Linked DNA regions of Homo sapiens: region 2 is linked to region 1. Evidence: read pairs that join two places in POLR2A ChIA-PET (ENCODE). Cell type or tissue: PC-3. All regions are shown on one strand. Links, peaks and the distances in the headings refer to the core of each region. The heading gives the core; the rest is flanking DNA.

Region 1 (5,380 bases), core at 250-5,249:
ACTTCCAGGACTCTGGTGTAAAAAACACTTCTTATAAAGAAAACTGGTGTCAGAATCAATGAATCTAGTTAAAAAAGACATTCTGAGAAGGCAAATCTGGTCATCTCACAAGGCTACCAAAGAAGAGGACCACAGACAGACAGCTAAAATATTCATAGATTCTTCTTCTTCTTCCATAAAAAGAATGTGTCACTGAAGGAACCCAGATATGTTTTTAATCCTAAAATGGCAATTTCAAAAACAAAGACTGTATCTACTCACATAATCCTTCAAGTAAGATGTAGTGAGTCCCCAAATATTTGGACTTTGTACTGACCCAGGAACAGAGTGTAAAGGCATATTAATTTTATCATAAGTGATACACAGAAGTCCAGTAAAAACTGTATAAATAAACCCAGGCCATTGGGTAGTGGACTTATAATCCCCAGCACAACAGCAAAATTGAGGATAAAGATCACACTCAAGTTGCAGTATCTTTTTTCTCCTTTCTAATATTCCAGAAATGCAAACCCAAGCCAAAAATAATCTCACCAAGCTACCCTTTAAACCTCAAAGTCTCATAAGCCAAGTGTCTGGGGTAATACTTACCTTACTATTGACAGTCAGGATCTTCTTTCCAAACTTCTATTTTCACTATGAAACTGCAATTGACTTTAACAGGATACCACATGCCCTGAACTTAGCACGCAGCCAGGGCCACAGAGGTTTCACTACCAGGGCAGCATCTTTCCATTTCAATTTTTTTTTAGATCACTTCTTATCTCCACACTCACTGCCCCCCAGCACTACCCTTTTCCTATCCCCAAGTCTTTTTCCCCAATGTTATTTTACTCCACCACATGAGGAGGCTAGCATTATCTTTGCTTGAAAACTGTTTATTAATTTGCCTGTCAAACATTCTATAGAACAGTTTACATCTTACTACAGAAACCTCCTGGGTACATATTGACAGCTCAGCAAGTATTTACACAAAGCTCTGAAACATTTGGTTCCTTCAGAGACGATAGAAGATGCTGTGTCAAGCACAGAATTATCAAACACTGTTCCCTCTACCCTTTTCCCTCCTTTATAAAGGGAAGCTTCCTTCCTCTAATATACCTAAATTACACTTCTAAACTACTAAGCCAGGAAGAGAAAGAATGGAAATTCAGGTGTGCTGGAGAAGAGAAAGAATAGCATTTCCAGGACCACGTGCAAAGCACACCATGTAGTTTTTTAAACCATAGCGATGAGAAACAACAAATGCACCTATGAAATTGACCCTGAAACGCAGCTTTTCCTCTTCCAGTCTCAGGAACATTTGCTTCTCTCTCAGCAAAACTTACAGGGCAAGTCCAGGCACTCAGATTACAACCAACTGCCCAAACCAGACCTAGACCTGCCCAAACACCAGGAGTCTGGAGAGCTTAATGCTCCCTCTCTCTCCCTACCCCTCCCCAAAAGCAGCAGAATATCAACACTGAACTTATGAATATCCATTCCTCACCCCAACCCCAAGTGCAAAAGCCTCCTGGGGATCCTGAAGCAACTATTTTTCAAGTCTTGCTTTAATGAAATCTACCTAACTTTCCAACGACTATTTAGTGTTTTAAAACCACCAGCCAGGTGGAATGACTAATGACAAACAGATTAACAGTTTCAAGGCAACAGTCTGGTAGAGCTTTTTCTGTAAAAGTCTACAGACCACAATGGCACCCAACTGTTCAGAGCTTGTTCCTGTGAATCCCAGGAGAAAATAGCTTTGAGTTCCTTCAGTCCAGGGGAAGAAAGATGGTCTCAAGACCCCTGATTTATGTACAGAAAGCTGCCTTCATAACAAGCCAGCTATGGAAGCACAGATATGTAGCATCTTAGAGTGAGAAGGCCATGCAGACCAACTTCATTTTATTGATGAGGGAGAAAATGAAAAATAGAGAAAGCAAATGACCTGCCCAGGGTCACACAGCTTAATCTGGAGCTGTATGTGGAACCTAAGCCTCCTCCTTCCTCCTCCTGTTGTGAGTCCTGTGCTCTTTACCACTAACGCAACACACAACTCAAGTATGCATCAGTAATAACAACGTAAGTGTGCGTCAGTAATGATAATGACCAATCTAAACAAGGAAAAACCCAGAGATAAAAGCCACAGGAATCAGGACTCCATTCAAGCCCCAGGTATTACAGCTCACTGGCAGAAAAGAACTACTCGGTGCCAATATATTTGAATACCACATTTTTACCATATTTACAAGCTTCAGTTGCTTCTAGAATTTTGAGAGTTGAAGCCAATCAATACAACCTTTTGAGGGATGGGAACAGGAAAGAGCCCTGCCTATTACTTTGTTAGCCTATTCCCTCATTCTAAAAAAGTTCACTAACCTCTTTGCAAAAGGTCTACTGTAGACATTACACCTACAGGAGTCAATCCAACATATTAATGTTTAATGCAATCCAAGACATCCTGTTTCAGCAGGTGCTGCTTGTCATGGTTACTCATGTCACACACAAAGAAAGGAACCTAAAAAGTCCTCACAGGGCCCAATACACAAGAAGCCAAACCTGGTCCTGGCTGCTTTCTCTGTTCTCACACCACCATCTCAATCCTCATCACCCCAGCTCTCTCATGAACAGTAGAGAAACATGAAACCCCCACAACTAAAGTGCCATCTCAGTGTGGTTTTCCTGGTCCCTCCTACTTGAGAGAGCTCCAAGAGTCCTGTATTTCAGCCAGCCTAGAATTTCTGCCAGTAGGCATTCCCATAATAAATCTAGGATTCCTGTATCTGTTTCCCAGGAGTCAGAAATATCATTTGATGTTTCCGTAGTAGAAACTAACAACCAAACTTCTACAATAAAATCCAACTTGTTCCTGGACTATTTATTGTATTTTATTTTTTACCTTGGTAAACTGGTATTACTCTCAAAGTATTATTGCTAAAAAGCGTCCCAATAAAAAGCCTTAAATCAACTTCATGTGTGTAAGTAATCTAAAACTATTTCATCAGTACCGGGATTCAACACTTGAGATACACTACTTATGAAAAGGAATAAAGTAAAAGTTTGTCTAAGATCTTCCCAGGTCCTGTGAAAAAGACATAGCCACAATACACACACTTACCTAAACTTTATTTCATAAGCGCAGAGTCAAATGAAAACGTTATCACCTTAGCTGTGTTAATTAAGTCTCTGCAAAATATTCTTAATCTAAGACTGCGCCAGGAAAAGATGGAGACAGAGCAAGACTTTTTAATTTAAGAATGTTGAAGAGTAGAGCATCATGGTCTGAAAAGAGGTTTATCAAGTAGCAAAGAGAAATTCAGAACAAAGTCTGAACCTACAACCCTCACCTAGACTACTACCACACACCTGAAGCAGTCCACAGAAGTGGAAGCTGCACTGTCTCTTACACAACTGAATGCTCACCAGCCCATTCCCTGGGTCTCTGGGGAGTAGACAACTGAGCTGAAATTAATTAGGAATCTATGTTGTGTGGGTCTAGTGATAATAAAAGAGATCAGAAAATTCATCCAAAGGCAGCACAGACAGGCATCCAAACAGGGACTGTATCTATTCTCCTATCATCTACACAGAAAGTGTTCCATAATTTACTGACTGAAAAACAAAAATCATTATACCAAAAGAGTTGGCTTTTTCTTTAAAACCTTTGACTAAATATTTCCAAACCAGCAGAATTCCAATCAATTTTGCTTTTAAATGAACCCTGACTTACTACCCCAAATGACTTATTCTAATAGTTTTCAAGAAAAGTAAAATTTTCAGCCAAAACCAAACAAAACAAGGGGAATGAGAGGAAAGAGGTTCAGACTATAGGATGACCCAGAGACAAGAGGATGCTGTCTTTTAAGACAAAACTTTTCCTCCAGACACTAGAAAAACAATGTAACATTTCCCTATTTCTTGTCCAGATGCAGAACATCATGGAAGATGTAGAATCAAGGCACAGAGCTCCAAGCCCACCATCTAACACAGCTAATTTCAAAATCCCCAGCTCAAAAGAGTAGTAAAGTAGCTCTAGGATGGGCTGGGAATACAGCTAGTAAGTGAACAAAATTTCCTCCTAGCACAAAAGCGCAAGGGGTTTGGGAGGGGATGAATGGAGCTTCCCCCTCTTTGAAAACATGTATGACTCCACAGAATACTCAATATCCCTGACCAAAAGCACTGCTGACAGAGCATGATGAAGATGGAAGAAAAGCAACAAAATAAAACAAGATAGAATAGTGTAACAAGGTACTCAGAAGTTGCAATTTCTAAGCAAATCTTAAGTGTCATTCTAGGTCGTATCTTCATATCTTGGAAGACAAGAAAAAAAGTGGAACATACATTAAAATGCAAAGGAATAAACTGGCCAGTCTCTATTTCAAAGCTCTAAAATGACTGATGACAAAACAGAAAACTAGACTTTTTGTTATTCCAGGAAAAAAACAATTTCACCAAACCAAGCCTTTAGGAGAAAGTCCCTCAAGATCATGAAAGACACCAGCTTCCCTTTAAATTAAGCTGCTATTCCAAAGTTCAATTAACAAAAGAAAGTGTTAACAAGATTCAACATGTAAACAAAGAATGAGGCCAGTCTTCCTTAAAACAGACCGCTTGAACCTAATATAAAATTCCTCAGAAAGCTCCCAGTTCTAAAAAAAATAACAAAAACTGTTTTCTGGCCCCCCATAAAGATCCCACATTTGCCACTCAATAAAAAGCCCAGTAAAATCATTTCAATTCTGCAAAGCAACCAGTGTCAAAATTACTCAAGATAAATGCATCTTCAGAGCCATCAAAGAAGTCATTTATACCATCAGGAAAGTCACAAAACCAAAACAAACAGCAAACCCATTGTAGAGAAAAAACTCAGCTACTGTTCTGACAACACAGAATTCATTTCAGGCTGCATAAAACATAACAAGCAAAATAAATCCAAGGTACAAGCAAAATGCCATTGCCTCCTCTTTTGTTTGGGCACAATGTAACAAGGGCAGGCTGTCTGAGGCTTTGCTCTTGCTGATACAGTATTGCTACTTAAACCTCCCTCCTCAAGGTCACAGCCAATTTCAGCTCTGGAATAAAAGGCAGATAGTGGCAGCGATAGTTTGGGTTATCACTGGCAGAAAAGCAGAGTGTAAAAGTTTATGAGCTCATCAGGATTGTTGTACCATTACATCAGAGGCAATTATAAATGGCCAAGAGCAGGAGATGGGGAGCCAATCAGATCACAGATAGGATGTCAACCTAAGACCAACTGTCTCCTGGCTTTGACAGAAGGATTTTACCTCCATAATTCAAATCCCAAACCAAAGCAATCTGCACTTACTACTCCAATCACTCAGCTGTTTACCAGCACTTCCAGGGAGAAGCCCAGGCCACTGGGCCGGCGGAGCCTAAG
Region 2 (5,380 bases), core at 57-5,056, 56 kb after region 1:
AGTGGAAACAATTCTAGGGTCCATCAGCTGATGGATAAACAAAATGTGACATAGCCACAAAATGGAATATTATTCAGCAATAAAAACGAGTGAAATACTGATACCTGCTATAACATGCATGGAACTGAAAACATTATGCTAAGTGAAAGAAGCCAGTCACACCAGGCCACAAATTGTGTGACTTATTTTATATAAAATATGTACAAAGTAGATTAGTGATCACCAGAGGCTAAAGGAATAGGGTTTAGGGCATGACTGCTAATGAGTAGAGGGTTTTCTTTGGGGGTGAAAGAATGTGCTGGAATTAGGTAGTGGTGTGAATATACTCAAATCACTGGATTGTGCACTTTATTTTATTTATTTATTTTTGAGACAGAGTCCCAGTGAGTTGCCCAGGCTGGAGTACAGTGGCGTGCTATTGGCTCACTGCAACCTCTGCCTCCTGGGTTCAAGTGATTCTCGTGCCTCAGCCTCCCAAGTAGCTGGGATTACAGGCATGTGCCACCATGTCCGGCAAATTTTTGCATTTTTAGTAGAGACAGGATTTTCCACGTTGGTCAAGCTGGTCTCAAACTCGTGGCCTCAAGTGATCTGCCTGCCTCAACCTCCCAAAGTGGTGGGATTACAGGCATGAGCCACTGCGACTGGCCCTCTTTTTTCTTTTTTCTTTTTTTTTTTTTGAGACGGAGTTTCGCTCTTGTTGCCCAGGTTGGGGTGCAATGGCGCAATCTTGGCTTACCGCAACCTCTGCCTCCCAGGTTCAAGCCATTCTCCTGCCTCAGCCTCCCAAGTAGCTGGGATTACAGGCATGTGCCACCATGCCTGGATAATTGTTTTCGTATTTGTAGTAGAGACGGGGTTTCTCCATGTTGGTCAGGCTGGTCTCAAACTCCCGACCTCAGGTGATCCGCCAGGCTTGGCCTCCCAAAGGGCTGGAATTACAGGAGTGAGCCACCACGCCAGGCCTATTGTCGTTTTTTGGAGACAGAGTCTTGCTCTGTTGCCTAGACTGGAGTGCAGTAGCACGATCTTGGCTCACTGCAACCTCTGACTCCTGGGTTCAAGTGATTCTCCTGCTTCAGCCTCCCCAGTACCCACCATCACACCCATCTAATTTTTGTATTTTTTGTAAGGATGGCATTTCACCGTGTTGGCCAGGCTGGTCTCGAACTGCTGACCTCAACTAATCCGCCCGACTCAGTCTCCCAAAGTGCTAGAATTACAGGCGTGAGCTACCACGCCCGGCCTAAAGAACATTTATTGATCACACTACTGGTTAAGTGGTGCAAAAGAAACACACAACTTTTTATCTACACAGTTCTATAATTTTTATGAAAATCAGGGACCTTGAACATACATCATGTTTAATAAGGAATCAAAGCAATTGCTAACAAATTCAGAGCATTCCTCTGGACTCCTTCAACCGGTTCTAACAGTTGCTCTCCAAGGTAGAGATGGCAAAATGTTGTGATTACCAAGGAGCCACCTTTGAGAAAGATTAAGAGGGCAGTGTGGCCAGATAGGCCATCAGCAATACATTTCATCAGAATAAGGGAAGAGGATGCATCTGTTTAACCATATTCCCAAAAAAGTAGAGACTGGAAAGAAAAACAGAGAGAAAGCCAATAGTGTTAGCAGCTCTTTCAGGGGGAACAAAAAGAGAAGATGAAGTGTGACCAAGTGTACAAAGCTGGAAGGATGCAAGAAAAAATTGCCATCTAGTAGTTGCTTCAGCTCTTTTTTTTTTTTTTTTTTACATATTTCAACTGTTTTATTTGCTTTCTGGGGTGTCAAATGTGAGCGCTCTCAGGGTCCAGCCCCAAGCAGTGTCCAGCAGATTCTTCTCCGCCCAAGGGTCCTGGACATGGAGGTTTCAGACAAAAGGCACTGGCTGGAGCTCTGGAAGTCAGGCAGAAGCCACCCTGAAGCTGGGGGTCTCAAGTCTGCCTTTGGGGAGAGAAAATACATTCACTTTGGCAGGATTGGTTTTTCACTTTTGGATGAGGTCAGGGTCTGAGTCCTCCCAGCTCTCCTTGTCTTGCAATGTGTTCTGCAGATCCTGGTGGCATTTCTGCAACTCCTGGAACCTGGAGACATATGGATCAGAGTGCTCATCCAAGGCAGGAACCCCAGAAGGTTCTCCCCGGGCAAAGGCAGGGCGCTCCACCCTCCAGGGTACCTCTGACAACATCAGTAATATCAGCAGCATCTGAGAGCAACGCCATGGCACAGGTCCTGGCCTGCGCGTGATGGTCCTGGTGCTGGTTGCTATCTAGTTGCTTCAACTTTAATGTGAATATATCCACTGTCTCTAGAGAAGGACCAGTAACCTAAAACTAAAGGAGAAACTAAATAAAAAGAATAATACAAGTTTACCAAAGACTAAATCACAAAGTGGATTTCCTTTTTTCCTAAATTAGCAATAGTGAGAAATGGCCGGGCGCAGTGGCTCACGCCTGTAATCCCAGCACTTTGGGAGGCCAAGGCGGGCGGATAAGAGGTCAGGAGATCGAGACCATCCTGGCCAACACGGTGAAACCCTGTCTCTACTAAAAATACAAAAAATTATCCGGGCGTGGTGGCAGGCACCTGTAGTCCCAGCTACTCGGGAGGCTGAGGCAGGAGAATGGCATGAAACTGGGAGGCGGAGCTTGCAGTGAGCCAAGATCGCAGTGAGCCACTGCACTCCAGCCTGGGCGACAGAGCAAGACTCTGTCTCAAAAAAAAAAAAAAAAAAAGCAACAGTGAGAAACTTCCAGTGTTCCAAAAGTACTAATTTAAACCATTTCTTTAATCCTTTGAAAGGCTTCTTTTTCACTAGTTGCTGCCGTTATCTCCCAGAAACATTAGTGACAACCCATGTGACTTTAATATAATTTCTCAAGGTCTGCATGGGAATTTTCAGTGTATTGTGTTCAAGAAACTCACCTGCTCCAACGCAATATTTGTAGCGAACTATAGAAATGATCCCTGAGGCCAGGTGTGGTGGCTCACATCTGTAATCCCCGCAGTTTGGGAGGCTGAGGTGGGCAGATCACTTGAGGTCAGGAGTTCAAGACCAGCCTGGCCAACATGGTAAAACCCCATCTCTACTAAAAATACAAAAATGAGCTGGGCATGGTGGTGGGCACCTGTAGTCTCAGCTACTCAGGAGGCTGAGGCATGAGAATCACTTGAACCTGGGAGGCGGAGGTGGTTGCAGTGAGCCAAGGTTGTGCCACTGCACTCCAGCCTGGGCGATAGAGCAAGACTCAGTCTCGAAAACAAAGAAGAAATGATCCCTGAAAGTATAGTCTTCAAACCAATATTTGTATTTTTGTACACAGAAAAAAAGTTTTGAAGCTTGGGGGTGGGCTAAAGAAAAGTGAAAATAGACAATACACTTTTTTTTTTTTTTTTTCTGAGACAGGGTCTTGCTCTGTCACCCAGGTTGAAGTGCAGCGGTGTGATCATAGCTCACTGCAGCCTCAACTTCCTGGGCTCAAGCAATCTGTTCACCTCCGATTTCTGAGTAGCTGGGACTACAGGCACACACCACCACACCCAGCTAATTTTTGTAGTTTTTGTACAGACAGGGTCTCATTATGTTATCCAAGCTGTAATACTTTTTTTTGTTTTTTTGAGCTCGTTCTGTCACCCAGGCTGGAGTACACTGGCGCGATCTCGGCTCACTGCAACCTCCACCTCCCTGGTTCAAGCAATTCCCCTGCCTCAGCCTCCTGAGTAGCTGGGATTACAGGTGCACGCCACCATGCCCGGCTAATTGTTTTTGTATTTTTTTTTTTTTGAAACGGAGTTTTGCTCTCGTTGCCTCGTTGCCTAGGCTAGTGGTGCAATCTCGGCTCACTGCAACCTCCACCTTCCGGTTTCAAGAGATTCTCCTGCCTCAGCCTCCCAAGTAGCTGGGATTACAGGCGCCCACCACCACGCCCAGCTAATTTTTTTGTATTTTTAGTAGAGACGGGGTTTCACCATGTTGGTCAGGCTGGTCTCGAACTGCTGACCTCGTGATCCGCCCGTCTCGGCCTCCCAAAGTGCTGGGATTACAGGTGTGAGCCACCGCACCTGGCCCTTTTTTTGTATTTTTAATAGAGACGGGGTTTCACCATGTTGGCCAGACTAGTCTTGAACTCCTGACCTCAGGCAATCTACCCGCCTCGGCCTCCTAAAGTGCTAGGATTACAGGCATGAGCCACCACACCCGGCCTGTAATAAATTTTTAAAGGCCTCTTTGGCAAATGTTTGGTAGATGAACAAACGGCTAGCAGTGAAGAATTGGGAGGGATATCAGGGACAGAGCAAGTGGCTGATTACCCTTTGAGCACACTCTTTTTTTTTTTTTTTTTTTGAGACAGGGTCTTACATTGTCACCCAGGATGGAGTGCAGTGGCACAATCTCGGCTCACTGTAGTCTTGATCTCCCAAGTTCAGGTGATCCCCTGCCTCAGCCTGCCCCCTAGTAGCTGGGACTACTGGTGTGAGCCACCACACCCGGTTAATTTTTGTAATTTTTTCTTTCTTTTTTTGAGACAGAGTCTTGCTCTGTCGCCCAGGCTGGAGTGCAATGGCATGATCTCAGCTCACTGCAACCTCCGCCCCCCAGGTTCAAGGGATTCTCGTGCCTCAGCCTCCCAAGTAGCTGGGTCTACAGTCATGTGCCACCACACCCAGATAATTTTTGTATTTTTAGTAGAGACGGGGTTTTGTCATGTTGGCCAGGCTGGTCTCGAACTTCTGGCCTCAAATGATCTGCCCGCCTCGGCCTCCCAAAGTGCTAGGATTACCCTACCAGCCAAATTTTTGTACTTTTTGTAGAGATGAGATTTCACTATGTTCCCCAGGCTGGTCTTGAACTCCAGAGCTTAAGCATCCCAAAGTGCTAGGGTTACAGGTGTGAATCACTGAGCCTGGCCTGAGCACATTCTTTATTGAACAAGTGGCCACTTATATAGTATTTTTGCCAAAAATATTTACCTTTAATTATAAAGAAATAATCAGATCATTTTGTAGTTCATAAGCATGATGATTGGGCATTCACATGGATGTGTGAAATGTGCCATCCACAAACATTGTTATGATGTTGGCACATTACCTGTCTGACATGAAAAAGAGGAAAAAGGGCTGGGCGCAGTGGCTCACGCCTGTAATCCCAGCACTTTGGGAGGCTGAGGCGGGCAGATCACGAGGTCAGGAGTTCGAGACCAGCCTGGCCAAGATGGTGAAACCCCATCTCTACTAAAAATACAAAAATTAGCCAGGTGTGGTGGCAGGCGCCTGTAATCCCAGCTACTTGGGAGGCTGAGGCAGGAGAATCGCTTGAACCCGGGAGGCGGAGGTTGCAGTGAGCCCAGGCAATGCCATTGCACTCCAGCCTAGGCAA

Evidence for each region. ChIA-PET counts read pairs that join two places held together with the same protein. Peaks named below come from ENCODE experiments on the same cell type or tissue, not always from the same donor. Only the 100,000 strongest peaks of a DNase experiment are listed, where the experiment ranks them.
Region 2: POLR2A ChIA-PET joins it to region 1 with 21 read pairs; 16 of 35 experiments call an interaction of 5 or more read pairs at or near these places.

What each region holds. Positions count from the first base shown.
Region 1 is chr1:26,698,106-26,703,485 of GRCh38, reverse strand. All of the region lies in intron 1 of ARID1A (AT-rich interaction domain 1A), which reads right to left. Among named protein-coding and RNA genes, the nearest start is that of ARID1A, 4.8 kb to the right of the region's middle. In PC-3, for the core only: no CTCF peak of the experiment used is centred there; a DNase peak (open chromatin) is centred at 5,225; H3K4me3 peaks cover 4,573 bases; H3K27ac peaks cover 2,021 bases.
Region 2 is chr1:26,642,008-26,647,387 of GRCh38, reverse strand. It overlaps LOC124904813 (small nucleolar RNA U13), which reads left to right and starts at 4,999; the gene lies at 4,999-5,102. In PC-3, for the core only: no CTCF peak of the experiment used is centred there; no DNase peak of the experiment used is centred there.